Linked DNA regions of Homo sapiens: region 2 is linked to region 1. A link is a loop called in an ENCODE intact Hi-C map of the cell type or tissue named here. Cell type or tissue: heart left ventricle. All regions are shown on one strand. Links, peaks and the distances in the headings refer to the core of each region. The heading gives the core; the rest is flanking DNA.

What was found. Peaks named below come from ENCODE experiments on the same cell type or tissue, not always from the same donor. Only the 100,000 strongest peaks of a DNase experiment are listed, where the experiment ranks them.
Region 2: it touches region 1 in a loop (14-fold over the local background); 4 of 110 quality-filtered maps call a loop at or near these places.

Annotation. Positions count from the first base shown.
Region 1 is chr4:4,175,025-4,190,969 of GRCh38, forward strand. OTOP1 (otopetrin 1) reads right to left here. Exons shown (of 6, transcript NM_177998.3): 6 at 13,702-13,949. The coding sequence ends at 13,779. It also overlaps the pseudogene OR7E43P. Among named protein-coding and RNA genes, the nearest start is that of OTOP1, 44 kb to the right of the region's middle. In heart left ventricle, for the core only: a CTCF peak has its summit at 8,026 (motif pointing left); no DNase peak of the experiment used is centred there; H3K27me3 peaks cover 1,772 bases.
Region 2 is chr4:3,976,801-3,992,745 of GRCh38, forward strand. It overlaps LOC105374359 (a long non-coding RNA gene), which reads left to right and starts at 11,772. Exons shown (of 3, transcript XR_925070.3): 1 at 11,772-11,808. In heart left ventricle, for the core only: CTCF peaks have their summits at 8,135 (motif pointing right) and 8,341; no DNase peak of the experiment used is centred there.

The DNA of each region.
Region 1 (15,945 bases), core at 3,288-11,287:
GGGGAGGGGAAACCGATGTCAGGCAAGGACAGGTTGGAGAGGAAGAAGTACATGGAAGTGTGGAGGTGGGAGTCAGGGCTGACGGCCAGGATGATGAGCAGGTTCCCCAGCACCGTGACCAGGCACATGGACAGGAACAGCCCAGCAAGGACCGGCTGCAGTTCTGGATCCTCTGAGAGTTTGAGGAGGAGGAATCGAGAGACATCCGTTACATTCTGTGGGTCTGTAGAGTTTGGACACCTTTTGCCTAGAAAAGAGGGTTGAAAAATCGGAAACAAGTAAACCAACACCCAGCATTGTGTCTGCATTTTGGATAGAAGCAATTCACAAGTCATGTTTTCAGATTTCAGAGCAATCCACTCAGCAATATTTTGCAGTTCTGACAAACTCAATTGTCTTCTCATGCTTTCTTCATTGATTTCTGTGCTATTCACTTGCTGTACACACCTGCCTTAGAGACACTAGATTCAAGAATGTTCCAAGAACCAGATCATCATATCTAACAAATTCGTAATTGCTAGAAAATACAGCCTATGTTTTCCGAAGAAAAATATGTAATGAAACCGTTCTCTTCACTTTAAGAAAATGGTTATCCTAATTAAAGGAAATTAAGAACTCAAATATTTTATTTGATTCGAAAAGATTGATACAAATTCCCTTGATGTAGAACATTTGTAAACACTGTATAACAGCTGAGACCATGCCATCTGGAAATGAAATGAAAGTTGATAGTTCCTCAGCAGAAAATAGTTCCACATGCCAGTTAGGTCCTAGTGATTTCGTCATTACGTTTTCTGACTTTTCTCTTTCAAGAGAGTAATTGCTTCCTCCAATCTGTGGGTCTTGTTTTAAAATTCATGGAAGCTATAACTCCTGTCCTTAGCTTAGGTGGACTTGGAGTTCTCATCAGAAAGTTTGGCCGGACGCCGTGGCTCACGCCTGTGATCCCAGCACTTTGGGAGGCGGAAGAGGGCAGATCACGTGGTCAGGAGATCAAGACCATCCTGGCCAACATGGTGAAACCCTGCCTCTATTAAAAATACCAAAACGTCACCCGGTATGGTGGCATGCGCCTGTAGTCCCAGCTACTCAGGAGGCTGAGGCAAGAGAATGGCTTGAACCTGGGAGGCAGAGGCTACAGTGAGCCGACATCACACCACTGCACTCCAGCCTGGGCAACAAGAGCAAAACTCCGTCTCAAAAAACAAACAACAAAAAGAATCAAGTAAGTCGAAGTCACACGGATGACAGCCAATTTTTGTGAACCAAGGAAGCGTCAATTCAATAATTCACATCGATTGTTACTTTTGCTATCTCCTATGTGCCAAGCAAGATATCGGCTCTGGGGAATCAGAAACAAAAGAGACTCACTTGTTCCTCACAATACTCAGTACTTACTGAGATAAGGACAAAATAAAATGTCCTGTCTGGAATGCAGGGAAACCAGAACTTTGGCTCAGGGGATATTTCTGTTGAATTGTGTGGAGTTGAAGCTTAAAATATTAACGAATGTATCTAAAATTCACTTTGCCTTGACTTTATGCATCCATCACATAGAGATCACGCAGCGGGCACCCACGATCTGTTTAATCATCGCTCGCTTCCATTGGATCAACTAGAAATCAACTCAGATGAGAGTGCTGAGTCCAGGCTGGAGTGCAGTGCAGTGATCTCGGCTCACTGCAACCTCCGCATCCCAGGTTCAAGCTATTCTCTTGCCTCAGCCTGCCCAGTAGCTGAGAATACAGGCGCTCGCCACTACACCCAGCTCATTTTTTTCTGTTTTTAGTAGAGACGGGGTTTCACCATGTTGGCCAGGCTTGTCTTGAACACCTGACCTTGTGATTCGCCTGCCTCAGCCTCCCAAAGTGCTGGGATTACAGGCGTGAGCCACCGCGCCCAGCTTCAAAATGTTTTAAGCAGAGCTCAGAGGTCTTAACCACAGGCACATCAGAGGAGCATTTTTGAACTGGTTTCCAGCTTCCTCAATAGGAATGGAAGCCAAACTCCGAATTGATGACTCCTTTGAGGAAGTCGAGAGCTGTAAGGAAAGCCAGGAACAGGGGCAAGGGAGAGATGCGTCCCGAATGATCCTGTGCCAATTCTTTCTGGAATCTTTGACACAGTGATTGTGGCACCCACTGGTCTAGCTGTGGTCTCCAAGGAACCCCCAAAGGGAAGGGCACAGTGAGCAGGGGCATCGTCCTGAGTGACAAGGATTTGAGAGGGCAGGTTGGATGCAGGGAGAGGACTGGCCAAATGCCATGTGTCTGGCCTTAGACTGCCTGGTTCAAGTTGGACTTCACCCTTTTTGACTTCAAGATCTGGTGCAAGTTCTATGAAAATGCGTTGCTCCTTTTCTTGTCTGTAAAATCATCATGAAATGTGCACTCATAACTGGGAGACTACGCAGATGAAATGAAACAAGCTGCATAGAGCACAGAGCTCAGAGCCTGTCCTTTAGGAAGCCCTCAGTTAAGGGTTCATGATGCCATGGTGTCTGTCATGATCCTCTATCCTCATCATCACCTTCATCATCTTTTTGTTGTTCTGAGGGAACAGTTTAGAGGGACTCATTCCCTGCTATCATGGGTGAGATGTCTATGAAAAGGACAACCAGTGGGAGAGGAAAGCAAAATTTTAAAGAAGATTTCTGAGAGAGACCCCCCACCACAACCAAGAACAGAATCTCCACACTCTGCTGAGCTAACAGTTTGCACATTGGTCTCCTCCCATCTGCCCACCACACTCTCCTGTTTGTCCTGAGGAGGAGGAAACCAAACAAGGCTCCCGACCATCCCTCAGCACTCACTGAACCGCCCTTCCCCTCGGCTGGGCCATGACCACGGAGAACAGGTCCACTGTCCTCCCTGCGGGGTGCACGTTGGAGGCTCAGACTCCATCCTCAAGGCTGGCAAGAAGACAGGGTGAGACAGAAGCCTCCTGATACAGGTGATGGGTGTGGAGCCCACAGTACTGGAATCTCACACTGCAGGGCTGGAGGCACAGACTGACTATTTACTATTCTATGGCCTGGGGGGCTCAAGGCACAGAGCTCCTCATTAGCCAAAGTCACCCATGTTCCCCAAACTCTAAGGATTTCCTCAATATTGCATGAAGAACAAGAGAAAAGTGAGTGTCCATAGAAGCTTTGGGGTTCTTCCTCTCATCAGGAGAAAGTTTGTGTGGATTATTCGCTTCCTTCTTTTCTTTTTAAAGATCCAACTGCTTTCATTTTCAGCTTTTATGATGGGAAAATATACCACGTATAAATATTAAAAATTATAAATATATTTTATTTCATATAGAATGGCCAGTATCAACATTGACAATTTCCACTATTTCTCAGTTTACAGTTTAATCACATTAAGTACATTCACATTGTTTAGCAACCATCGCTGCCGTCATCTCCAGAACAGTTTTATCTTTCAAAATGGAAATTACGCCCATTAACCAAACTCTCCGTTCCTCTCTCTCGCCCACCCCTGGGGGCCACCATTCTATTTAGCAACTCTATGAGTTTAACTACTCTAGACCCTTGATATAAGTGGAATTATACTGTGTTTAATTTTTTTTGTTGCTGTTGTTTTGGAGACAGAGTCGTTCTCTGTCACCCAGGCTGGAGTGCAGTGGCCTGGTCTCGGCTCACTGCAACCTCCACATTGTGGGTTCAGGTGATTCTTGTGTCTCAGTCTCCCGAGTAGGTGGGATTACAGGCGTGTGCCACCACGCCTAGCTAATTTTTGTATTTTTAATAGAGATGAGCTTTCCCCATATTGGCCAGGCTGGTCGCGAAATCCTGACCTTAAGTGATCCGCCTGCCTCAGCCTCCCAAAGTGCTGGGGTTACAGGTGCAAGCCACTGAGCCTGGCTGTGTTTATCCTTTTGGGATTTATTTATTTCACTGACGATAATGTCTTCAAAGTTCATCCGTGTTGCAGCCTGTGTCAGAAGTGCCTGTCTGGTTTTTCGGGGGTTTTTTTGTTTGTTTGTTTGTTTGATTTTGTTTTGTTTTGTGCTTACATGGATTCTCACTCTGTCGCACAGGCTGGAGTGCAGTGGCACAATCTGGGCTCACTGCAACCTCCGCCTCCCGGGTTCAAGCGATTCTTGTGCCTCAGCCTCCCGAGTAGCAGGGACTATAGGCACACGCCACCACACTCGTCTAATTTTGTGCATTTTCAGTAGAGACAGGGTTTCACCAAGATGGCCAGGCTGGTCTTGAATTCCTGACCTCAGGTGATCCACCCACCTCGGTCTTCCAAGATGCTGGGATTCCAGGCGTGAGCCACCGCACCGGCCAGAAGTGCCTGCCTTTTGAAGGCCGAATAGTCTTCCACTGTATGAAGGAACTGCAGTGTGCTTTTTCATTCATCTGTCCACGAACCCTTGGGTTGCTTCCACATTTTGGCTGTCGTGAATAATGCTGCTATGAATATGGCTGTACAGATATCTCTTCCACTCCTGGCTTCTAATTCTTTTTGGTAGGTACCCACAAGTGCATCTGTGAGATCATCTGATAATTCTGTTTCTACTTTTTCCAGTACACGCCATACTCTTTTCCCTGTTCCTTCACGATTTTGCATTCCCTCCAGTCATATTCGAGCATTCCTACTTCCCTCTAGTTTCACCAATGCTTGTTTGTTTATCATATCCTTCCTAACTTGTGGTATCACATTCTTGGTTTGATTTGTGCTTCCCTATGATTAGTGATTTTGAACATCATTTTCGATGCTTATTGGCCATTGCTATATCTTCTTTAGGGACACGGCTACTCGAGTCTTCTGACCATGGTTAATGGGATGCTTTGGGTTTCTTGTTGTTTAGCTCTAGCTGTTCTTTACATAGGATGGATATCAGCCTCTTTCCAGATAGATGATTTGCAAATACTTTTCCTAATCCGTGGGTTATCTTTTCAATCAATTCACAGTGTTTTTTGATGCACAAAAGTTCCTGTCATTTAGATGTAATCCAAGGAATCTAATTTTCTCTTGTTGCCTATGCTTTTGGTGTCAGATCCCAGAAAGCATTGCCCAATCTGATGTCATGAAAGTGTGACCAATGTTTTCTTTTAGGCATAGTATACTTTTAGCGCTTGGGATTAGGTCTTTGATCCAGTTTGTGTTAATTTTTGCACCTGGTGTGACATAGGGTCCACCTTCATTCTTCTGCATGTGGAAATCAAGTTTCTCCAACACCATTTCTTGAAAAGGCTGCTTTTCCACCAATGAACTTTCTTAGCACTCAGGTTAAAAGTCATTTGAGCATATAGGTGAGAAGTTATTTCTGGGCTCCAAAACAAGCAAACAACGACAGATGACAGATAAGGATACAGCATGGGCCGGGCACGGTTGCTCATGCCTGTAATCCCAGCACTTTGGGAGGCCGAGGCGGGTGGATCACCTGAGGTCAGGAGTTCAAGACCAGCCTGACCAATAGGGTGAAACCCCCATCTCTACTAGAAATACAACATTAGCTGGGCGTGCTGGGGCATGCCTGTAATCCCAGCTGCTCGGGAGGTGCAGGCAGGAGAATCGCTTGAACCCAGGAGGCAGAGGTTGCGGTGAGCCAAGATTGCACCATTACACTCCAGCCTGGGCAACACGAGTGAAACTCCATCTCAAAAAAAAAAAAAAAAAAGAAAGAAAGCAGCACGATTTCAAGAACAGAAAGAGAATAGCTTACAAACCAGCATAATGAGAAAGTTAGGAAGCTTCTTACCAAAGCATCTGGAAATATGCAAGAAATTCTTGTGAACTAAAATTTTCATACTGTGCTATCAAACACTAGAACTCACTTATTCCATCTTTCTGTATTTTGGGACCCAATTATCCACTTCTCTTCCTTCCCCATCCCACCCGTTTTCTTCCTAGTGAAAAGCCTTTTCAAGTATAAAGGAAAACCACCTTTATACTTTCCGCCTTCTTGAGATTCCTTTTGTGTGTAGGTGTGTGATGGAGTCTCTTTCTGTTGCCCAGGTGGGAGTATACAGGCACAATCCGGGCTCAATGCAACTTCCACCTTCCGAGTTCAAGCACTTCTTGGGCCTCAGCCCTCTGAGTAGCTGAGACTACAGGCACCTGTCACCACGCCGGGTTAATTGTTTGTGTTTTCAGGAGAGACGGGGTTTCACCATGTTGGCCAGGTGGGTCTTGAACTCCTGGCCTCAAGTGATCCGTGTGACTCGGCCTCCCAAAGTGCTGGGATTACAGGCCTGAACCACCACACCTGGCCAAGATTTTCTTGTTTGTTCCTACATATAAGTGAGGACATGAAATATTTGTCATTCTGTGCCTGGCTTGTTTCACTTACAATACACACCTGCAATCTCATCCATTTTGTCTGCAGTGGAGAGGATTTTAATCGTTTTTAGGCTGAATAATACTTCATTGTGTGTGTATACCACAGTTTCTTAATTGAAACCAATTTCTAAAAAGCAAATATTTTTAAAATGTCCCGGAATGTGAAACTTCAGGGATACTGTGCCCATTTTATTCTTTTCTATTTCCCATTTTATGTATATGCAAGTGTAAAACAAAGCAGCAATCAATGTGTGTCTAAATGTATAACTTCGACAAACGTAAAATGAAAATGCTAAGTGGTGGCTGGGCGCGGTCTCTCACGCCTGTAATCCCACCACTTTGGGAGGTGGAAGTGGGCAGATCACCTGAGGTCGGGAGTTCAAGACCAGCCTGACCAATATGGAGAAACACTGTCTCTAGTAAAGATACAAAAAAAAAAAAAAAAATTAGCCGGGCGTGGTAGCCCATGCCTGTAATCCCAGCTACTTGGAAGGCTGACACAGGAGAATCGCTTGAATACGGGAGGCAGAGGTTGCAGTGAGCCGAGATCATGCCATTGCACTCCAGCCTGGGCAACAAGAGTGAAACTCTGCCTCAACACACACAAAAAGAAAAAAGAAAAGAAAAAGAAAAAAATAGGAAATGCTAAACGGTAAGAAAAAACAGCATAATAAACGTTTGTGTAGTGTTGATGGACAATGCATTTGAAAATCATATTTGAAGATATATTACTATTAACTTCTGTTCTTACTCATTGGAGCTTGATTCCTCTAAAAATTTCATCATTGGAACCACCTCTGGTGCTTAAAAACAAAAAACAAACAAAAAAAAAACCCACATACTCACACACGTGCAAGGAAATCAGAATTTCATGTAACGAGACCCAGGCCTCATCGTTTGTAAGCTCCGCAGGTGATTTCACTCAAAGCCAAGATTGAGGACGGGTGACGCGGATCTCTACACACAACCTGCCTAAACAGACTCTCTAGAAGCAGTTTATAAAGAAATTCCACGTGAACTCCGGGAGAGGATATGAATTTGATGTACAGTATGTCCTCACTTAACATCTTTGAAAGTCTCTTGGAAACTTGACCTTTCAGCAAAATTCTGTATACTGAAACGTTTTTAGCAGGTGACTTGATTTGATTTACATTTTTCAGACATGTAGCTTCACTATCATGGTTATGGTGGTCCGTGTGTTACTAACATTGCTGAAACCACCATGCCAGAATTACCCTCCCATTTGTGGGTTAAAACACTGTGCCCATCTCTCCCTCCCCAGAGTCCTCTTGGTGGCTACTCTTAGGAGGAACTAACATCGCCTACATTCCCCCATCACACCCAGCACAAGTGCCCTCCCAGCCAGCTTCCCCAGCCTCCCCCACCCAACTCAGTCCCACTCACACCCAGCATGCCAGGGACTCTCCCATCAGGGGAACACCCTGTAACCCCCAAGTTCCTCCAAAGCCTCTTGAGAGGGACCAGAGTGCCCTGCAGGGAGTGGGTCCTGGTGGGTCCGGTGGAGGGAACGTCCTTGCTGGAACTGGCTGGGTCTTAGCCGGGAAGTGGTGACAGGTATCTCTCACATACGCTACGGGAACCCAGCGCAGCCAATGGAGTCCAATCAGCACACCTTGCGCCCACCCATTCGTTTGGTACCTTGAGGCCACTGCCCACCCTCCAGGTACCCCGGTCTCAAGCTTGCCCTGAAGTTCAGGGAAAGGCGCTGGCGCCCCCTGCTGGTTGCGCTCTCCCATAGCAGGGCTCACATTTTTGGAGAAAGAAACCAGCTGTTAGCAGCTTTCACTCTTCACCATGTTAAGCAAAGTGCAGCATTTTATAACTGGATGAAAAGCCAGATATTCTGTCAGCTGACTAGATTGTTCTGTACGCATATCCCTGAGCTATTGTTTGAAGGATATTTTTACTGAGTTGACTTTCTTCATAAGATGATATGACTAATGAAAAGAAAAGGCAATGGAGTTTTTAAAACCGGCATGAGGAACCAAATGCTGCCACTGACTAGCTATGTACATGTGATCCAAAGGTTCCCTCTGTTCAAACAAAATAACAGTGCTTACCTAACCAGGTCATCTGTGAGCTGGGACTTCACAGGCAGGCGTGGAGGGAGATGGATGCGAGAAGGGCTTCGTTAGCTGAGAGGGTCGTGCAACTGGAAGGTAATAGCAAGCATTTTCCAGTTGGAACTTTTGGCCGACATTTGTGGTGGGGAGACAAACAGGTCTAATTTGCCTCCCGCGCATGGGCAGGTAGGAAGATGCTGGTGGGTTTGGTTCGACAGTCTTGTGGAAGGGGTGCTTTTTTAATGCACACTCAGGCACCATGGGAGCCTGTTGTCACCCTGGATATCTGGCTCCGTGCCCGTGCCCTTCCACCCTGCCTCGACAAGAGTCATGGCACCCAAAATAAATGAGTTCAAATCTGAGTTTCACAGGCTCAGGGAAGAACCCAAGCTACCAAATGCACAGGCCCCTCCTGTATACGGTTACAGCAGGTAAGGGAATAACTTACTCAGTGCAAGCTGCTACAATAAAACAGCACAAGCTGAGTGGCTAATCAACAACAGGCATTTATTTCTCACAGGTCTGGAGGCTGGAAGCCCAAGATCAGGGTGCCAGTGCTGGCATGGTCGGGTTCTGGTGAGGGCCCTCTTCCGGGTCACAGACAGCTGTCTTCTCATTGCATCCTCATATGACAGAAAAGAAGTGCACAAGCTCTCTGGCCCCCTCTTACAGGTGCTAATCCCATTCACAAGGGTCCTACCATCATGACCTCATTACCTCCCAAAGACCCCACCTCCAAATACCACCACATTGCCATTAAGCTTCAATATATGAATTTAAGGGGGAAACAAACATCCAGTCCATTGCAGGTTGTCCTGATAATATGTGTGCCCGGGGCATTGTCCCCACAGCAAATAGCGACATTGGAAGGCAAACCAATGTCAGGTTTCCTAATGTGCACAGAGGCGTCCGTGGAAGAGTGAGTCCGGTGATCTTACCAGCTAATTGCATTGAGCTACCCCACCTTGGGGATTTACCTGCCAAGGAGAACAGAACACCACTGGCTTTGACACCCATCTCTCAACAATGATGGATGAATGCTGGAAATTTACCTGCTTGGGTAGCTGTGTCTAAGTTCATCTTCCTTGTATGGACTTTCTTTTTTTCTTGCTCTCAAATACTTGTATTATGAAATATCTCATTTAAAGTTTCTTTAAAATACATTAAAAGTATATTTAAAGAGTACGTTTTAAGAGTGCAGAGAAAACATAATGAATACCTCTTTGCTTAAGAAAAAGTATTTCAGACACAGCATGAAATCAGTTGCTGGTTCCAAGCCCCTCCCCTTCTCACTACGCTGAACTTGGCGTGCATTCTTTCTTCAGGTGTGTTTGTAATCTTACTGCATATGGACATATCCCCCAGCAATATCAGGGATTGTTTTGCTTGTTCCTAGACATCATATTAATGGTATCATACCAATTATATGCCTGCGCTACTTAATGTTTCATTCAACATTGTTTTGGGGGACTATCCATGTTGATACCTGAATTCTCTTGTGTTCATTTTTTCCTTTTGTGAAATAGTCCATCATGGAAATAGTCCCTGGTGTGCCTATCTGCACTCCTAATTGACAGGCATTTAGGCTGTTTTCCATTTTCCTAATTACAAGTGATGCTGAGTGCACATTCCTGAACACAGGTGTGAGGCTGTCTCTGGAGCACATGCCAAGGAACAGAATTCTTAGCTCATAAGGAATGTGTACCTCCAGCCTTAGTCAATATTGCCAATTGCTGTCCAATCTGATTTTATTCATTTACGCTCCCACTAGCAGTATATATGGGTCTTTCTTTCACTTCTTGCCAACTCTTGCCAGTCTAATGAATGGGAAGTAGTAACTCATTATTATTTCAATTTGTATTCCGTGTATTAATCCCTGAGACCTTAACACTTGTGTATTGCACATTCTGGTTCCTCTTTGGCAAATTGCCTTGGCATTAAGATAGTAAATTTTCCTTGCCACCTAGGCTGGTTGAATCAGGATGCTTAATTACTTAGAGGTAAAAAGCACCTGGCTGAAATAGCCATCCCTGAGGCTGCCTGTTGAGGATAAGAGATGCTTCATCCATCTTTAGATCCTTTCTTGGAAACGCTGAGCGCAGCCAGCCATGCAGGCTTTTCCAAGCTCTGATGCTGCCATGTGTCCACAATAGCATCCCCACAACCTGGATCCATCATTCCCAGCATAATGATGGCTCCTTTTCTTCTCCTTGGCAGAGCCCAAAACCCAAAGCTGAGGCCTCAGGGCTGTTCTAATGTGCTTAGAATGGGGGTAAAGGTAATGCCAACCAAAATGAGGAAACCGGTATTCCCACTCAGTCACTGCTGAGTCAGCGTAAATCACTCCAGAGGACAGTTTGTCACTGACCTCAAAGACTCAATTACAAAGATGATCACCATAGCATTGTTTACAGTAGCACCAAAAAAAAGGAACCACCTAAATATCTCTAAATGTCCAACATCACGGTTTGAAAAAATAAGGAATGGTACATCCTTCCATGGAGTGTACTTTAAAGCCACCCAAAATCATACTGCACATGGATATACAATGTCAAGGAAACTTGCTCAGGAGTCCTAGCTTGTGGTCCATGGACTCCCAAGGAGATGCTTCTCAAAGGGAATTGGCATCCCCTGAGATACTCATGAAAGTGCAGACTTCCGGGCCCCCCTCCAGACTGAATCTGAACTTCCATATTGGAGGGCAGGAATCCTACCAAGTTCCCCAGATGAGTCTCAGGCACACTAAAGCCAGAGCGTCGATGCCTGGGACCCAAAACAGGGAAGAAGCACTCTGGTGTATCAAGAGGAAAAAAGCAAGTTACATACAAACGCAGTATATATAAAAACCACCCCCTTCATGTGGGTGTGGGTGTATGCATACTTTTGAAAAAAAAAAAAATTATCAGCTGGTTGCAGTGGCTCACGTCTGTAATCCCAGCACTTTGGGAGGCCAAGGTGGGTGGATCACCTGAGGTCAGGAGTTCGAGGCCAGCCTGGCCAACATGGTAAAACCCTGTCTGTACTAAAAATACAAAAATTAGCTGGGCGTGGTGGTAGGCATCTGTAATCCCAGTTACTTCGGAGGCTGAGGCAGGAGAGTCGCTTGAACCCAGGAGGCGGTGGTTACAGTGAACCAAGGTCATGCCATTGCACTCCAGCCTGGGCAACAAGAGTGAAAGTCCGTCTCAAAAAAATAAAAATAAATATATATATATAATTTTTTTTAATTTTTATTTTTTAGAGACAGGGTCCTGCTGTGTCACCCAAGCTAGAATGCAGTGGCACGATCTTGGCTCACTACCCAATCTCAAACTCCTGGGCTCAAGTGATCCTCTCCACTCAGCCTCATGAGTAGCTGGGACTACAGGCATACTCCACCGCAAATGGGTTTTTTGTTTTGTTTTGTTTTGTTTTTTGTACAGACAGGGTCTCACTATGTTTGTGTTCCCTGGCTGGTCTTAAACTCTTGGCCTCAAGCGATCCTTCCGCGTCAGCCTCCCAAAGTATTGGGATTACAGGTGTGAGCCACCACGCCCAGCCTGTGTGCATGTACTAATACTTAACAGCAGTTACCTCTAGATTACCTCAGCACCATTGACAATCAGCCCAAAGACTCTTTGTGGTGGGGCTGTCCTGTATGTTGTAGGGTGTTAGCCGTATCCATGGGTGCAGTAGTGTAACAATCAAAAATGTGTTTGGTAGCACGAAAGCGCAACTATAGTTAACAATAATTTATTGTATATTTTAGAGTAACAAACATAGTGAAATTACGTTGTTCCTAACACAAAAAAAGATATATACTTTAGGGTATGAATATCTCAGTCACCCTGATTTGATTATTACTTATTATATGTTTATATCAAAATATCACATGTACCCTGTAAGTATGTACAAATATTATGCATAATTTAGATTTATTTTAATTTTAATAAAAAATAAATATTAAAAAATGTCCTCAGATATTGCTAAATGTCCCCTCAAGGAACAAGGTCCCCAGGTGGAGAACCGATTCTCTAGATGGGACATGTATAGATGATGTTTTCCTTTGTTTTTTAGTATATATGCCTATTTTTTAGTTTTTTCTAAAATAAGTGTACTTTAGTCATATTAAAAAAAACTTTGTATTTATTACTGTCCCATTGCCTGCACTGTCTGAAAAAAATACACTCAAATGAAAACATATTCACTTTAATACTTACAGTAAGAAAATTAATTTTATTATTATTTTAAAATAGCTATGGAAAAACTATACAAAGTCCTCCCAAATGTCAATATTCCTTAGGCACCTTTGAAATATTTATAATCTTAATCTTTGGGCTAGGCATCCTAATTGTAATTTCATATCTTAAAGAAGCAATTCTAAATATAGGAAATGCTTCACAAATATGGTTGATTTTTCAGAGTTACTTATAAAAGCAAAAAGTTATAAACACTGTAAAACCAACCATAGGAAACTATGTTAATTAAGGTACATTCACTTGATAGACTATCATACAGCATTAAAATGATATTTATAAAGAATTTATAACAATATGGGGGCAAGGTTTATGCCATATTGTTAAGTGGGAAAATAACTGAATACAAAATCAAATATGTTACATCATCATTCAAAGGTATAATAATGACAATAAAAAGAATCTCATCAACATGGTTGGAAGAAATACACCAAGATATTAAAAGTAATTGTTAATTGAACAATGGCATCATAGGTGACTTTTTCTCTCTACTTTTCTGAAATATCCAAATTTTTTACAATAAACATGTAAGTGTTTACAGTGAAAGAGAGAATAGTGAAATTTCCTTTTAAAAATACTTGAAAATGATCACAAAAATGTGTCAACATTTCAGGTAAGAAATATGTTTTTATATTGGTCTGTACACAAATTTCTATCCAGATGATAAAAATAACTTCAAGAAATTAAACCTATTCAGAAACAATATAAACTCATTGTGATTGTGTCTAAATTCATAGGCTTTGAGAAGGATAAATTTTTAAAGTGTAAATTACTATGCAGGTGGTCAGGAAAAGGTTGTATGGAGTCACATGATAAATGACACAAAGAAAATGCTTTTTATGAAAAACAAACTGGATAGATTTTTTCCCAAGCCAGAATCACATTCTTCTAAATCATTTAGAAGGAAATAAAATAATTTGGGCTTGATTAGCATTTAACTAACCAAGGACAGATTCCAGCCACCTCATGGATTTTGATCTAACTTGTTTACATTCATCAGGGGTGATGGGCAGTTCCAGCCCACAGGAAGCACAATCTTTGCAGACAAAAGGTGGCCCTTCTCATATTTGTCAGGCAATATTTGCCCAACCTGGCCACTCCTAGTTGGCTCCAATGAACTCTTGTTAGCTCACTCCTAGGTCTCTTGTGGACCCAGACTATATCTTACAATAGACCTCAAAGAGGGAGGCAGCTGCGTGCATTCGATAGAAAATAGAAAAAGGCATGGCCAGGTTGACCACAATTATCCAGGGTTCAAAGCCAAAGACAATCTCCTCCAATCCATTGTCATACTCAGGTCGACAGCCAAAGGCGGGAGGTATCCAAAGCTGCAAGAGAAGAGAAAATGGCATGTGGTGGGGAGCAGCTTCCAAGCCACCACGGAGGCCCCACTCAAGTCCCAGGCCTCATGGGAGCTGAACCTAATGCACAGGGACTGAGTCACCCCTGACAGAACAATAAGGAGACCTCATGGCATTTCCCATCTCCACAGAAACCACCAAATCCATGTCTGCCATGATCCTGCTCACTTCCTCAACCACCCTTCCCTGCAATCCATCCTGAATGAGCACTTTCTGAACCCATCCAACTCTTTCCATCCCTACAGCCCTCGCCCAGCCTCGGTTTCCTCATTTGAAAGATGGGAATTCTAACACGTGTCTGAGAGGGCTTAGATGAGAATTAAGTTTGCAAAACTGAAAGCAATGACTTTTGTTTGTGTTGTTCACGGAACCTACACACTGTTCCCTGCTTCTCAGACTCTTTTGTGTCCCAGTTCTCTCCCCCTGTGCCACCTCTTGAGTTGTCAGGCTCCTCACTCCCGCTTCCGGCTGTAGCCTTCTTCAGCTTCCTCCACTCCCTGGCTGTGGCAGGCAGCCTCTAGGATGACCCTCACTGATCCCCAGCTCCTGCAGTCACCCCCTTGTGGAGTCCCCACCCCTTGAGTGTGGGATGCACCTAACGACTCACTTCCAACTCACAAAATTTGGCAAAAGACACAGGAAGTCACTTCTGAAATTAGGTTGCAAAAGGACCTGCTATCCCTCTTGCTCATCTTCTCCTGTAAGACAGGTGGCAGAGCTGCCATGCTGTGAAGCACCCTATGCGGCAAGGGGCCCAGGGAGTACTCCCGTCAACAGCCAGCAAGGAACTCAGACCCTCAGTCCAACAAGCCACAGCTGAATCCTGCCAACAGTCACATGAGTAGATTTGGAAACAAATCCTCTGCCACCTCTCGCAAAGTCAAGCCTTGAAATGAATGCAGCCCCAGCCAACAGTTTCAGCCTGGGAATGGCCCTGTGCAGAGACTCTCAGCTAAAACTGTAGTTGGATTCATAAGTCAGAGAAACTATGAAATCATAAATGTACTTTGTTTTAAGTTGCTGAGTATTGGGGTGGTCTCTTCCATAGCAATAAGTAACTGAGACACATAGCCTTCATTAGTATCCCATACAGAACACTCCCTGGTATATACAGCCGACCTCTGTATCCAGGGACCTGCGGCTGTGGATTGAACCAAGCACAGATCAAAAGTATTCAAAAAGTAGGCTGGGCACAGTGGCTCACACCTATAATCCCAGAACTTTGGGAGGCCAAGGCAGGTGGATCACCTGAGGTCAGGAGTTCAAGACCAGCCTGGCCAACATGGTGAAACCCCATCTCTACTAAAAATACAAAAAATTAGCCAGGTATGGCGGCATGTGCCTGTAATCCCAGCTACTCAGGGGGCTGAGGCAGGAGAATCCCTTGAACCCGGGAGGCGAAGCTTGCAGTAAGCCAAGATCATGCCACTGCACTCCAGCCTGGGCAAACAGTGAGGCTCTGTCTCAAAAAATAAAAATAAATAAATTCAAAAAATAAAATGGTTGGTTGTGTCTGTAGTGAATATGTACAAACTTTCTTCTTGTCATTATTCTCTAAACAATACAGTATAACAACTATTTACATAGCATTTAAATTGTATTAGGTATTCTAAGTAATCTAGAGATGTCTTAAAGTGTATGGGAGGATGGGTAGGTTACATGCAAATATTACCCCATTTTATATAGAGGACTTGAGCATCTGTGCATTTGGTATCCACCACGGGGACCCTGGAACCAAGACCCCTCTCTTTTACTTTGCTTACTGGCTGCTGTGACCCTTAGGGGCTCTCCTACCTGTTTGGCGGGTCCCTCCCAGTCTCCTTTGCCATTTCATCCTTTGCTGTGCCTCTTAATGTTGGCCAGCGTCCAGGGATCTTTCCTGGGTCCCTTTCTATTCTCTCTACACATGAGCCCTGGGGCTCTCTCCCAGTCCCTGGTTGTAAATGCCAGCTATAGGCCTATG
Region 2 (15,945 bases), core at 4,748-12,747, 200 kb before region 1:
CAGTCTCTGTCCTCATGGAGACCTGTCTATTGATAAGAAAACAGAAAGCTCACTGAGCATTGACCCTGTGCCTACTGTTTTTGATGCATCTCTCATTTAATCCTTCTATCAAATCTGTGAAATAAACACATCACCATCATCCCTATTTCACATTTAGGGAAACATATGCTTAGAGAAGGTAAGTAACTTGGTCAAGGTCACACAGCTTCGAACTCTCGTCCCACAGGTGCAGGAATGAGAGGCAGCAGCTGTGGAAGCCAGGGTCTCTGGCAGTCCTTGTCTCTGGGCGGTGATCCAGAGAGAGAGAGAGAACACGATTGTCTCAGCACTGGGTCTTCTTCTGAGTCGTCTTGAAGGAGTAATTCCAGAGCGTCTCGGTGTTAAACATCATGTTGTGAATGACTCTGTGAGCTCTGACCCAGTGACCTTGGGGATAAAGGAGGGGAGGTACGGAGAAACTCTTCGAATGGATGTTACTGGGGTGTCAGTGTTCTTTGAGGGCACAGGCTACGTGTCACCAAATTGAAGGGGTGGCCTGCCCCTCCACCCCTGTGGGTATTTCTAGTCGGGTGGGATGAGAGACAGAGAAAAGAAATAAGACACAGAGTCAAAGTATAGAGAAACAACAGTGGGTCCAGGGGACAGGCACTCAGCACACCAAGGACGTGCACTGGCACCGGCCTCTGAGTTCCCTCAGTTTTTATTGATTATGATTTTCATTATTTCAGCAAAAAGAAATGTAGTAGGAGAGCAGGGTGATAATAAGGAGAAGATCAACAAGAAATATGTGAGCAAAAGAATCTATATCATAATTAAGTTCAAGGGAAGGTACTATGCCTGAATGTGCATGTAGGCCAGATTTATGCTTCTCTCCACCCAAACATCTCAGTGGAGTAAAGAATAACAAGGCAGCATTACTGCAAACATGTCTCGCCTCCCACCACAGGGCAGCTTTTCTCCTATCTCAGAGTTGAACAAATGTACAATTGGGCTTTACAGCGAGACATTCAGTTCCCAGGGGCAAGCAGGAGACAGTGGCCTTCCTCCATCTCAACTGCAAGAGGCTTTCCTCTTTTACTAATCCACCTCAGCACAGACCCTTTACGGGTATCGGGCTGGGGAACAGTCAGGTCTTTCTCATCCCATGAGGCCATATTTCAGACTATCACATGGGGAGAAACCTTGGACAATACCCTGCTCTCAAGGGCAGAGGTCCCTGTGGCTTTCCACAGTACATTGTGCCCTTGGTTTGTTGAGACTAGAGAATGGCGATGACTTTTACCAAGTATACTGCTTGTAAACATTTTGTTAACAAGGCATGTCCTGCACAGCCCTAGATCCCTTAACCCTTGATTTTATACAACACATTTTTTTGTGAGCTTCAAGTTGGGTCAAAGTGGCTGGGGCAAAGTGGCTGGAGCAAAGTGGCTGGGGCAAGGCTACAAATTAGCAACATCTAAGCAAAGCAATTGTTTAAAGTACAGGTCTTTTTCAAAATGGAGACTCTTATGTCTTCCCTTTCTACATAGACACTGTGACAGTCTGATCTCTCTTTCTTTTCCCTGCATTTCCCCCTTTTCTTTTTGACAAAACCTCCATCGTCATCATGGCCAATTCTCGCTAGTCGCTGTCTCTCCGGAGCTGCTGGATATACCTCTGTAGACTAACAATAGAGAGGACAGACATACAAGAATTAGTACAAAATTTGCAATAGTGGAATTTCCAATGGTTTTAACCCAAGTGATAGGGTTAAGATTTGTGAGGCTATCAACAGCTTTTACCATTGCCTCAGTTTCTGGCACCAGATTTAACTGGGCTTTTGATGTTTCAAAAATTTGTTCTTTCAGTTTAGAAATATCTAAGGTAAGATTATCTTCTCTTCCTTGTAGATGGCGTCTACCCATGTCCCAGTGATGTTCAGATTCATTATAGGCTCGAGGTCTAATACAAAAATCTAACGTATTCCAGTCACACTGTAACTGAAAAAGATATTCCAAGCTCATGAGCCTATCTCTCATCCAAATAACAGTTTGTCTAAGATCATTAATTTGATTTGCCAATTTTTGATCTATTTGAGTCTGAGAATTCCACAATTTTGAGGAATTCTTTTGCCCATTATTCACATATTCTGCAGTTTGAACAGAGGAGTGTAAAGCAATTCCAGCAGCCGCAGCAGTAGCTGTGACTGCAATAAGACCCATAATCACTGCAATCAGAGTAAAAATGAATCTTTTAGATCTAGTTAGAACTCCTTTTACTAATTCTGTTAAGATATGTACGGATGGAGAAGCCTCCCACGGTCGATCCATGGACACAGGGATCCACACGCCTTCTCTTGCCCTTACTAACAGAATACCATGCTGTCAATCAAAAGTTGAATCAATACAAGTAAACAATCTACAATTTTCACAGATTATAGTTTGGGAATCTGGTTTAATAGCTATGTTTCCTACAACTAGCATATAAGGGGCTTTTACACAACTTTGCAAAGGAATTGTCAGATTGGAATTTAGGTTAATAGTATAATATGGCTTATGATTTCTTGTTCCCATAACTTGATTTCCAGACCAAATTCTAATGTGGTACGTGGCCACAGTGAGCTTCCATAATTCTGGGTGTTCAGGACCAACAACAGGACTGACTAACTTTGGTCGGGGTGATGGAATCCCCTTTTCACCCCATTTCCATGGATAGGGTGTTTCTAGCCTTCTATAAACCTGGTCTAGCCTTTTAGTTAAATCACTATCGTAGGCCAGATTAGTGGGCCAGACAGATGGAGCCTGTGAACATGAGTGGGTCTGGCCCATACAGTCATAATATAATTGGCCTCGAGGGGCCCAGTCTATAATAATTCTGAATTTATTGTTTTGTAGTACCACAGCAGTATCAGCCACACATTATTCCCAAACTAAGACTTCTGGGTCTCTTGATTCTTCTGGAATTTCATCTGGCATGGTTTCCATTTAGGCCTAAATTTTAATGATCTTTGATAGGAAGAATTCTGTGAATTATTCATTTGTGATCGGAGTGACATTCCACTTATCATATGGTAAGTAAATTTACTGGTGGCACTGACAGTAGGTTCTTCTAACAACCAATTTTGGATTGTAGGCATTAAGCATCCTGGTGCTTTTCCCAGGCAAATAGGAGGATAATGATACCCAATGGAAATGTTTATCATCATTCCTTCTTCTTCAGGTTGGGCAGGGCCACGGTCATCTGTGAGGCCTGGTACCCATGCACTGTTATTAACATATACTTCAATAGGATTATCTATCCAAGTGACTGCCCGAATTAAGGGTGGGAAAGGCACATAGGCCCAGTAAGTATAGTTAGCTCTAGCGGCTCCTGCAGACATAGGGAGACTTACCACCGTTGATACAATCATTAAAGCTGCAAGCAGCATATTCTCTGGAGTTTGTGTTACCCTTGTGTTTTCCAGGCTTTTTTCAGCTAACTGTGTCAGCTTCTTTAGCTGGGCCCAGGTCGGTGGCCCCGCTTTCTTGGTGGATGGCAACTTCATCTGTTCTTCTGATATCACCATTTTGTTCACCCTGCGAGTCGATGATGTTCGATTGCGGGTTCTCTGTCTCTGCGGAGGTGCCTTCCCTTGCATCTCTGATGGGTTCATTGTAGAACTTCAAATGTCTAGTGGGTACCCAAACAGGAAGCTGATTTTCTCCTGGTGAAACACAAACAAAACCTCTCCCCCATGTCATCACCTTATCTATTTCCCAAGTTTTGTTTTTGTTGTCTTTCCACCAAATCAGTTTTCCCTCATGTGGGCTGTTCTTTTTACCAGTAAAATGTTATTCTGCAGAAGTAGTGGTCTGATTTCTATATATATTTAAAACATTTAAAATATAGAATGCTAGATTAAGTTGCATCTGGGGAGTGTTATACTCCTTACTGTCTTTTTCCTTTTTTTGTTTAACCAATTGAGCTTTGAGTGTTCTATTAGTTCTTTCAATTATGGCCTGTCCTTGGGAATTATAAAGGATTCCTGTTGTATGTGTAATTTTCCACTGATTTAAGAATTTTTGAAATGCTTTACTACAGTATCCTGGCCTATTATCTGTTTTAATTTTTTCTGGAACTGCCATGACTGCAAAACAAGATAATAAATGTCTTTTAACATGGGAAGTACTTTCTCCTGTCTGGCAGGTTGCCCATATGAAATGTGAATAAGTATCAACTGTCACATGGACAAATGACAGTTTTCCAAATGAAGGTACATGTGTGACGTCCATTTGCCATAATGCATCAGGACATAAACCTCTAGGATTAACTCCTGCCTCTTGAGTGGGCAGGTGTAAGACTTGACACTGAGCACAATGTTGTACAATATTTTTTGCTTGTTTCCATGTGATATCAAATTTGTTTTTTAATCCTGTTGCATTTACATGAGTCAGGGCATGAAGTTCTTGTGCTTCCATGAAGGCAGATGATACTAGCAAGTCAGCTTGTTCATTTGCCTTAGTTAAAGGCCCTGGTAAATTAGTATGTGCTCGGATATGAGCCATATAAAATGGGAAACTTCTTTTTCTTACAGTTTGTTGTAACAATTTAAACAGCTGATTTAACTGATCATCCACACTATATTTGATTAGGGCTGTCTCAACATCCTTTGTAGCCTGTACTACATATGCAGAATCTGAAACAATGTTAATAGGCTGATTAAATTCTTGTAACACTGAAATGACAGCAACCAATTCTGCTCTTTGAGCTGAGTGATATTGAGTTTCAGTGACTCGTTCTTTTGGCCCAGTGTAAGCCGCTTTTCCATTGCTGGAACCATCAGTAAACACCGTCAGAGCATTTTCTGGAGGTTTTTGTCTGGTAATTTTAGGTAAAATCCAAGTAGTCAATTTCAAAAACTGGAAGATTTTTGCTTTTGGGTAATGATTATCAATAATTCCCACAAAATCAGCAATACTAATCTTCCATGCACCAGAATTGATAAAGGCTTGTCTAACCTGTTCCTTATTTAAAGGAACAATGATTTTATCTGGGTCTTTTCCACACAATTTTACTATTCGTAGTCTTGCCTGACCAATTAATGTACCCATTTGATCTAAGTACAATGTAAAAGTCTTAACTGTACTGTGAGGAAGGAATGACCACTCCACTAGATATGTATTGTGAACAATAATGCCTGTTGGAGAATGTGCAGTAGCAAAAATTAAAAGTTGGAGTGGGGCTAAGTGATCTATTTACTTGTGCTGACTGAATTTTTTCTGCAACTAATTCAATTTCTTTAGTTGCCCCTGGAGTTAATGTTCTTTTACTATTTAAGTCTGGATACCCTCTCAAGATAGAGAACAAAGTTGACATGGCGTAAGTACGGATGCCTAGAGTTGGCCAAATCCAATTAATATCTCCTAGCAATTTTTGAAAGTCATTTAATGTTCTTAATGTGTCTTTTCTTACTTCTACTTTTTGTGGTTTAATTTTTCTCTCCTCTACCTGCATTCCCAAATAATGAAAAGGAGTGGAGGTCTGAATCTTATCAGATGCTATTGTCAGGCCTGCGTTTGCAACCTCTGTCTGCAGAAATGTGTAACAGTCAATTAATTTGTCTCTTATTTCTGCAGCACACAAAATATCATCAACATAATGAATGATATAACAGTCTAAAAACTTGTCTCTAACTAGTTGAAGAACTTGAGCTACAAAAGTCTGACAAATAGTTGGACTATTAAGCATTCCCTGAGGCAACACTTTCCAATGAAAGCTGGTGGCTGGTTCTTTAATATTTATGGCTGGTATAGTAAAAGCAAATTTTTCAAAATCCTGTTTTGCCAGAGGAATGGTAAAAAAGCAATCCTTCAGATCAATTATAATTAAAGGCCAATATTTGGGGATCATGGCTGGAGAGGTCAGCCCAAGTTGGAGAGGCCCCATGGGTTGAATTACTGCATTAGCAGCTCTCAAATCAGTTAGCATGCGTCATCTGCCTGATTTTTTCTGAATTACAAACACAGGAGAATTCCAAGGCGAAAATGAAGGCCCAATATGTCCCTTTTCTAATTGTTCTTTTGCCAATAAGTGTAAGGCCTCCAGCTTTTGTTTTGGTAGTGGCCACTGATTTACCCATATAGGCTTTTCTCTTTTCCAAGTTGATGGAATGGGTTTTGGAGGCTCTACAGTGGCCACCCTTAAAAAGGATACCCTAGTCCTTTTCTTTCTGGATTTCCCTTAGCCTCAATTGGAACTTTAATGCCTTCTCCATTTTTCCCTAGTCCATTGCCAGGGAGATATCCCATTTTAGTCGTGATTTTTTGACTCGTGGAGCTGTATAGAGAGACTGGAATAGTAATCTCTGCATGCCACTGTTCTAATAAGTCTTGGCCCCGTAAATTAATTGGAATAGAAGTAATCATAGGCTGAACTGTACTCTCTTGATTATCAGGTCCTAGACGATGTGAAATCCTGGCACTTTGATACACTTCTGAGGCAGTGCCCACAACAACAATTCCTGTAACAGGCTTTTGTTTAGGCCGATTTTTTGGCCATTGATTTAAGGCAATGAGAGAAACATCAGCCCCAGTATCCACTAATCCTTCAAACTGTTTTCCCTGAATAGTAACTGTACACACAGGTCTATTCTCTGAGAGCTGACTAGCCCAATAAACAGCTTTTCCAGCAGGGTTGGTACTTCCAAACCCTCCTGTTCTTTCTGTTTTGCTATCCCCAATTTTAATATAAGGCAAGAGCAGTAATTGAGCAATTCTATCACCTGGATTGGCACTCCAGGGAACAGTAGAGCTGATCACTAACTGAATTTCCCCTTTATAATCTGAGTCAATTACCCCAGTATGAATTTGAACTCCTTTCAAATTTAGACTAGATCTTCCTAAAATAAGGCCTAACATCCCTTCTGGCAGCGGGCCATATACCCCTGTAGGAGTCTTTTGCGGGGGCTCTCCAGGGAGTAAAGAAATCATTTGAGTAGAACATAAATCTACTGCAGTGCTGCCTGCTGTGGCAGGGGATAATTGTTGTATTGTTGTAATTGGCTGATTTCCTGAAATGGTGGTATTACTGTGGGGGTTGTTGTCCCTGAAAACCCTGAGGAACAAATGACTGAATCGGGAATGCCCCACTTTGTTGCGGGGCCTGGGGCTGGCCCCTCTTCCCATTTCCCAACAATGGCTGTCCATTTTTATCAAATTTAGAACGACATTCCTTAGCCCAATATTTTCCTTTTCCACATCTTGGACACAGGCCAGGTGGCTCTTTTTTTTTTTTTGCTCTGTGTATTTAAGCCTGGGCAATTCTTTTTTAGATGTCCGATTTGACCACAATTATAACATTTTTCCCCAAATGTTTTAACTTGTCCTCCTAAAGCAACCCCTGTAATTGCTTGAGCCAATAACATTGCCTTACGCATAGCTCCTCCAATCCCATCACAAGCCTTCACATATTCTGTAATTACATCAACTCCTGCTGAAACCTTTCCTCTTAATGGCTTTATGGCTGATTGACACTCTGGATTTGCATTTTGATAAGCTATTATTTCCACAGTAACTTTTCGGGCGTTATTATCTGCAATGGATTTTTGAGCTGCATCTTGCAACCTTGCCACAAAGTCTGGATATGGATCTTTAGAGCCTTGTCTGATTGAACTAAAAGCAGAGCAGGAGGTTCCTGGGTCCTGAATCTTTTCCCAGGCCCTGAGGCAAATAGCCCTTAGTTGTTCAGTAGCCTCATTTTGCATTACTGATTGTTGGTTAGTAGTGCCCCAATTTGGACCTGTTCCTAGTAATTGGTCTGCATCTATATAAGCAACAGGATTAGTAGCCTGATTTTTTCATACCTGTTGTTGTACCCCATCAATCCACCAGGTTTTAAACTGTAGATACTGAGAGGGTGAAAGGGAAGATTTAGCCAAAATTTCCCAATTATAAGGAATAAGTCTATTTCCATGAGCAATGGAATCTAATAATGTTCTCATATAAGGAGAGTTAGGTCCATATTGTTTAACTCCTTCCTTCATATCTTTTAACATTTTTGTGGTGAAAGATTCATATCTGGTCTCAGTTCAGACAGACGCTCCTGCTTGACTCCCTTTCCCGGCCGGCATTGTTTGTAACATTCCCGGATATTGCCATGCCTCAAGATCTCCCTGTTTTCTGGCTGTAGCAATGGTCTCATGCAGTGCACTATCTTGTCCACTAGGTGGTACTGTAAGATCAAACGCCATCGCCGTGGGTTGTTGATATAGTGCCTTGCTATTTGGCACAGGACGCACTGCCTGAGATCCATACTGAACCTCTGGAGACGGCGGATACTGAAATACGGCTGGCGGCTGGTGTTGATAAACTACCGATGGTTGGGTTTATTTTCTACTGGCTGGTATTGCGGATACTGTGCCTGGATTGGCATTTGAGATTGTGACATCACAGGCATCTGAACCGCGGGAGAAGGGGTTGGTGGCCATCGTGGTCTAAACTCTGATGGCCCAAATAATTCTGGACCTCCTTCCCCCAATTTTGATGATTCAGGATATATTACCTCCTGTAATTGATTATAGTCAACATTTTGCATTGACCGAACCATTACAGGCTCTACTGCAGTTTTACAATGTGAACTTTCCATTCCTTTCTTAAAGTCTGTTCCTGCCTCTTCTTCACAATCTATTACACAGCTTTCAGGGGCATCAAAGACTGAAACGCTGTCTTCTTCTATTTGAAATGGTTCTAAAGTTGCTTTAATAATGGCCCAATCATTCCATGCTGTAAGTGGGATGATCTTACCTTCCCTAGTTGCTTGTTTTAGTTCTTTGCCAATTTTTCCCAATCTTTTAAATCTAAAATTCCCTGTTCTGGAAACCATGGGCAGAATTGTTCTATTGCTTGAAATAGCGTAACTAGATTTTCTGTAGAAACTTTAACTCCCCCTCTTCTTAAGAGAATTTTAATGAAGCTGAGATAAGAAGCATATTTACTTTCAGTTTGCCCCATTGTTACCCTGGATTCCTCCGAGCGCACAAGCTAACCTCAAGGCTGACTGTGGATGTACTCGGGAATCTCTCGTTGGCTGTCCTCAATGCTCACGTTCTTAAGGTACCTTCACCCTAGAGAAGGGCCCCACATTGGGCACCAGATGAAGGGATGGCCTGCCCCTCCACACCTGTGGGTATTTCTAGTCGGGTGGGATGAGAGACGGAGAAAATAAATAAGACACGAAGTATAGAGAAACAACAGTGGGCCCAGGGGACCGGCACTCAGCACACCAAGGACCTGCACAGGCACCGGCCTCTGAGTTCCCTCAGTTTTTATTGATTATGATTTTCATTATTTCAGCAAAAATAAATGTAGTAGGAGAGCAGGGTGATAATAAGGAGGTCAACAAAAAACATGTGAGCAAAAGAATCTATATCATAAATAAGTTCAAGGGAAGGTACTATGCCTGAACGTGCACGTAGGCCAGATTTATGTGTCTCTCCACTCAAACATCTCAGTGGTGTAAAGAATAACAAGGCAGCATTGCTGCAAACATGTCTCACCTCCTGCCACAGGGCAGCTTTTCTCCTATCTCAGAGTTGAACAAATGTACAATCGGGTTTTACACTGAGACATTCAGTTCCCAGGGGCAAGCAGGAGACAGTGGCCTTCCTCCATCTCAACTGCAAGAGGCTTTCCTCTTTTACTAATCCACCTCAGCACAGACCCTTTACGGGTATCGGGCTGGGGGACAGTCAGGTCTTTCTCATCCCATGAGGCCATATTTCAGACTATCACATGGGGAGAAACCTTGGACAATACCTTGCTCTCAAGGGCAGAGGTCGCTGCGGCTTTCCACAGTGTATTGTGCCCCTGGTTTGTTGAGACTAGAGAATGGCGATGACTTTTACCAAGTATACTGCTTGTAAACATTTTGTTAACAAGGCATGTCCTGCACAGCCCTAGATCCCTTAAACCTTGATTTCATACAACACATGTTTTTGTGAGCTCCAGGTTGGGTCAAAGTGGCTGGGGCAAAGCAACAAATTAACAACATCTAAGCAAAGCAATTGTTTAAAGTACAGGTCCTTTTCAAAATGGAGTCTCTTATGTCTTCCCTTTCTACATAGACACTGTGACAGTCTGATCTCTCTTTTCCCTACACAAATAAAGAACCCAGTAACTTTTCTCATTGCTCAGGAGATTGAAGGGCTAGGAAGAAAAGATGTTAAGTTATAAACATGTTTCAGTTTTGTTACCACTTGAACCAATTTATGTTTTGAAGAGGAAAGAGTCTTGCCTACAAAGTCAGCCCCTGGGTTTTCCTTCTGCTTATGGAATCCAGGCAATGGGCAAAGAGAAAAAGAAAACCAAGGAATCAGCCAGATGCAGTGGCTCATGCTTGTAATCTTGGCACTTTGGGAGGCTGAGGCAGGTGGACTTCTTGAGTCCAGGAGTTCAAGACCAGCCTGGCCCACATAGTGAGACCCCGTTTCTACAAAAAATACAAAAAGTTGCTGAGCATGGTGGCATGCACCTGTAGTCCCAGTTACTTGGGAGGCTGAGGTGGGAGAACTACTTCAGCCCAGGAGGTTGAGGCTGCAGTGAGCCATGATCGTGCCTCTATTCTCCAGCCTGGGTGACAGAGTGACGCCCTGTCTCAAAAGAAAACAAAAAAGATAAGAAAAAGAAAACTAGGGAATCTGGACAGAATAAGTTTATATATATAATAAAGAACTGAGATAGAACTGGGTTGACTGAATAATTATTTGAATTGCTTTTGAGTGAATTTTTCCTATTGGAGTCTACCTTTGTTTTTGTGTGTGTGTTTGTGTGTGCCCTTTTTTTTTTTTTTTGGTTTAGTTTTGTCTTTGTGTTTTTTTGAGACTGGGCCTTGCTCTGTTGCCCAGGCTGCTGGAGTGCGGTGGCACGATCTCAGCTCACTGCAACCTCTGACTCCTGGGTTCAAGCAATTCTTCTGCCTCAGCCTCCCCAGAAGCTGGGACTACTGGGCATGTACCACCAAGCCCAGCTAATTTTTGTATTTTTAGTTGAGATGGGGTTTCACCATGTTGGCCAGGCCTGGTCTTGAACTCCTGGGCTCAAGTGATCCGCCTGCCTCAGCCTCCCAAAGTGCTGGGATTACAGGTGTGAGCCCCTGCACCCAGCTAGAGCCTACCTTTCTTTGAATTCATTGCAGTGCAAAGACTGGGACATGTGGAACTCCAGGTGTATATGGGTTATGTAGAGACGCTAGGGGCTGATTAAGGAAGGAAAGATATGAGAAGCCTGCAGAGCATGCTTTCCCAGACTGTATGGGCCCTGGGAAAGGAGAAGTGGACAGAAAGGGAACACTAGGTGCCCTGGAAGAGAAGATTCATCCAAGTCATCAGGGAAGTTACTAAAGCAAGGTAAAAAATGCAGAGACGGGGACAAACACGCTTCTCCCAAGTCCTTTCTGTCCGCTCAGTCACCTCTATGCTTACTTTTCTTTCCTGTAAGTAGTGTCATGCGTTTTCTTCCCATTCCTAGTCACTCCTAGTCAACTAACTCCTCTCTTTACCATCTTTTCATCAGAACTTGAATCCTCCTCTCCTTTATGTATTAGTGATCATGTTTCTCCGTAATACTGCTAGAAACAAGAATTGAAACCTGGAAAACCTGCATTTGAGAACCAGATCTGCCTCTGCTAGCTATTTGAGAAGTGATTTTGTTCCATTCTTTTTGTTGTTGTCGAAACAGGGTGTCATTCTGTCGCCCAGGCTGGAGTGCAGTGGTTCAATCTTGGCTCACTGCAGCCTCAACCTCCTGGGCTCAAGCAATCCTTCCGCATCAGCCTCCTGAGTAGCTGAGACTACAGGTGTGTGCCACCACAGCTGGCTAATTTTTAATGGTTTTTTTTTGTTTACTTATTTTTTTTTTGTAGAGATGGGGTCTTCAGTGCCCCATTGCTCAAACCTCTAGGGGAGCATGCAGACAGGCAGCGAGCCCCATGGCAGTGTCCAGGGGTGAATGTTTATAGTTGAAGCACCAGTGGGCGTGTGTTACAGGGTGTTCTTTTAGTTTAGCCATCTGTAGGTAGCTTGTGTTAGTCGGCTCAATTAGACCTCCGCCTTATTGCAAGGACAGAGGGCTCTCTTTGTCCTGGGGTTCTTGCCTTGGTGTACCGAAAGTGGTGCAATCTCAGCTCACTGCAAGCTCCGCCTTCCGGGTTCATGCCATTCTCCTGCCTCAGCCTCCCGAGTAGCTGGGACTCCAGGCACCCACCACCACGCCCGGCTAATTTTTTTGTATTTTTAGTAGAGATGGGGTTTCACTGTGTTAGCCAGGATGGTCTGGATCTCCTGACCTCGTGATCTGCCCGCCTCGGCCTCCCAAAGTGCTGGAATTACAGGCGTGAGAGCGCAAGGTTTTATTGAGTGGAAGTATCTCTCAGCAGATGGGGGAGCCAGAAGGGAGGTGGTTTACCCCTGGATTCGGGCGAGTGGCCTGACTCTTCTCTGACTGTCCCAGCCAAACTGCGTTGTTCTGCAGTCAGTGGCCTGCGGTGTGCCGGTGCCCATTGGTGCGTTCCTCTTGATGTCCAGCGCCCTTGTGTTCCTCCGCTGATGTGCTCCTCTCGAAGTCCAGCTGCCTGTGTGTCTGCCTGCTAGGGTCTCAGGGTTTTTATAGGCACAGAATGGGGGTGTGGCAGCCAGGGTGGTCTTGGGAAATGCAACATTTGGGCGGGAAAACAAAAATCCCTGTCCTCACCTAGGTCCATGGGCACAGGCCCTGTGGTGAAGCCCTAGCCAGGGACCACACCCTCCTCTACCCAGTACTTCCCTTCCTCACTTCCATATCATTTAAAGGGACCACATTCTTCCCTTCCGAGCACTTCCCTTCTGTATCACAAAGTGCTGGGATTATAGGCATGAGCCACTGGTCCCAGCCAATTCCGTTCTTTTAATGCAAAGTAGAAAATTGGTGTTCAGAAAGGCCTGCCCTATCCACCTCAGGGAGTTGCTATGAAGATCAAATTAGATCATGTGCAACAGAAGTTTAGAAAAGATTCCAAAAGCACTGTGCAACGAGAATGTATTTTTAAACTCCACTGAGTGGACTTAAAACTATGTTTTTTTTTTCTTTCTTTCTTTCTTTTTTTTGTTTGAGACAGAGTTTCACTCTTGTTTCCTAGGCTGGAGTGCAACGATGCCATCTTGGCTTACTGCAACCTCTGCCTCCCAGGTTCAAGTGGTTCTCTGCCTCAGCCACACGAGTAGCTGGGATTACAGGCGCTCACCACCATGTCTGGCTAATTTCTTTCTTTCTTTTGTTTTTGTCTTTTTAGTAGAGATGGGGTTTCATGTTGTTGGCCAGGCTGGTCTCAAACCCCTGACCTTAGGTGATCCACCCACCTTGGCCTCCGAGAGTGCTGGGATTAAGGCTTGAGCCACCGCACCCCACCTGTGTTTCTTTTTTAAGCAAGAAAACAAATGTCTCTCCCCAGCGCTCACTAAACAAATCCCTCTGTTTTTCTTTCCATAGGATTCTTATCCTTCTTGCCCCACTGCAAACAATCTATTTTCTTTTGGCCCTTCCGTCCATCTGTGAAAGGGTCAGGCTTTCTAGCTAACCCTTCATCAAATATTTTTGATGACCACAGTCAAGACAGTACTTATTATTTTTTTTTGAGACAGAGTTTCGCTCTTGTTGCCCAGGCTGGAGTGCAATGGCGCAATCTCGGCTCACTGCAACTTCTGCCTCCAGGGTTCAAGTGATTCTCTTGCCTCAGCCTCCCAAGTAGCTGGGATTACAGGTGCACAACACCACGCCCATCTAATTTTTGTATTTTTAGTAGAGATGGGGTTTCTCCATGTTGGTCAGGTTGGTCTCGAACTCCTGACCTCAGGTGATCTACCCACCTCTGCCTCCCAAAGTGCTGGGATTACAGGGGTGAGCCACCCTGACTGGCCAAGACAGTGCTTATTAATGCCTGAGATGCATTCAGGAGCACATGAGCTGGCTGTGACTGTTCTAACAAAGTTCCCCAAATGGGTGGCTCAGGACAACAGAAAGTCATTCTCTCCAGTTCCAGAAGCTTGGTGTCTGAAACGGGCAGGGCCGTGCTCCCTCTGAAGGCTCTAGGGATGAATCCTTCCTTGCCTCTTCTGGCTTCTGGTGGTTGCTGGCAATCCTTGGCTTGTGGCCACATCATTCCATTCTCTTCCTTCATTCTCACGTGGCCTTCTCCCCTGTGTGTCTCTGTCTCTTCTTATCTTTCCATGAGGATGCCATTATTACTGGATTTAAGGTCCACGCTATTCCAATATGACCTCTTTGTAATTAGATCTGCAGTGACCCTATTTTCTTTTCTTTTTTTTTGAGATGGAGCCTTGCTCTGTTGCCCAGGCTGGAGTTCAGTGACACAATCTCAGCTCGCTGCAACTCTGCCTCCTGGGTTCAAGTGATTCTTCAGCCTCAGCCTCCAAAGTAGCTGGGATTACAGGTGCATGCCACCATGCCTAGCTAATGTTTGTGTTTTTAGTAGAGACAGGGTTTTGCCATGCTAGCCAGGCTGGTCTTGAACTCCTGACCTCAAGTGATCCTCCTGCCTCAGCCTCCCAAAGTGTTAAGACTACAAGCATGAGCCACCATGTCTTGCCCCTATTTTCTAATAAGGCCACATTCTGGGATTCCTGGTGAATGTGAATTTTTGGAGGACAGTATTCAGTCTGGCAAAAGGCAGAACATCCTCATTTTCTTCCCTACCTCAGAAATAAGGAAGTTAACTTCGACCCCTCGGAGAGAGAGAGAGGCTTCCTGAGCTTCCAACTATCAATTATCCAAATATTAGTCACAGAAGAGCACTAAGGGTTGTGCACAGCACGTGGCCAGCCCGTTCTCAGAGTCTGTCAAGTTTAAGGTGAACGCTAATCCTGAATGAGTTTTAAAATGTATTTGGCATATCCTGGTCATTGTAAAATATTCTCACATTGTGATGGCTGGGGCTTCCCTCTCAGGTGTAATCTACGAAGTCAGAGGTGACACAGCCTGGGTGAGGTGGGCCAAGCTGGGAACTGGGTTAGGAGGGAGGCTGGGGAATGATCTCCAAGGTCTCAGATCCCAAACTGGCTTTAGCCTGATTCATCCAGAGGGATCTCATAAAAAACGCACATTCCGGGGCCCAACCCAGACCTAATGAATCAGAATTACCTGGGAAGAAGCCTGGGGAGCTCTGTTTTCAGAAGCAGCCCAGCCGAATCCTACGGTCAGACAGGGCTAGGAAACCGAGCTCAGTCTAGGGCGGTAGTTCCCAAACTCATCTGTGCTTCAAAAAATACAGATGCTGATGTCCAGGCATGGTGGCTCATGCCTATAATCCCAGCAGTTTGGGAGGCTGAGGCGGGAGTATCGCTTGAGCTCAGGAGTTTGAGACGAGCCTGGAGAACATAGGGAGATACTGTCTCTATAAAAAATTTAAAAATTAGCCAGGCGTGGTGGTGCCCGCCTGTGATCCCAGCTACCGTGGAGGTTGAAGTGGTAGTGTTGCTTGAGCCCAGGAGTTGGAGGCTGTAGTGAGCTATGATTGTGCCACTGCACTCCAGCCTGGGTAACAGAGCGAGGCCCTGTCTCAAAAACAAAACAAAACAAAAAACGGATGCTATGTCCCATTCCGGAGGTTAGGGTTCAATTGTTCTTCGGTGTGGCCTGGGTTTTGGAAGACTTAAAAAAAAATCCCAGGTGACCCTAAAGTGTAGATGAGTTTGGAAACCACACATTTAAGGCACACTTGAATGGGGGAGCAGTGAGGTGGCGCGGGCTAGCCGGCCAGAACCCAGGGGTGGGGCAGTAGGAACCAGCATTGCAGAGGCCATTGAGGCTGGGAAGCATAGTGTCTGGGGCCCATAACAATGCTTGGACATGAATGCTTTAGACCCAAGACAATTGGCTGCTAAATGTGCAAACTGCAAGGCTGAAATGAACGCATGTTTAATGCTTTACAACACTGTCAAGG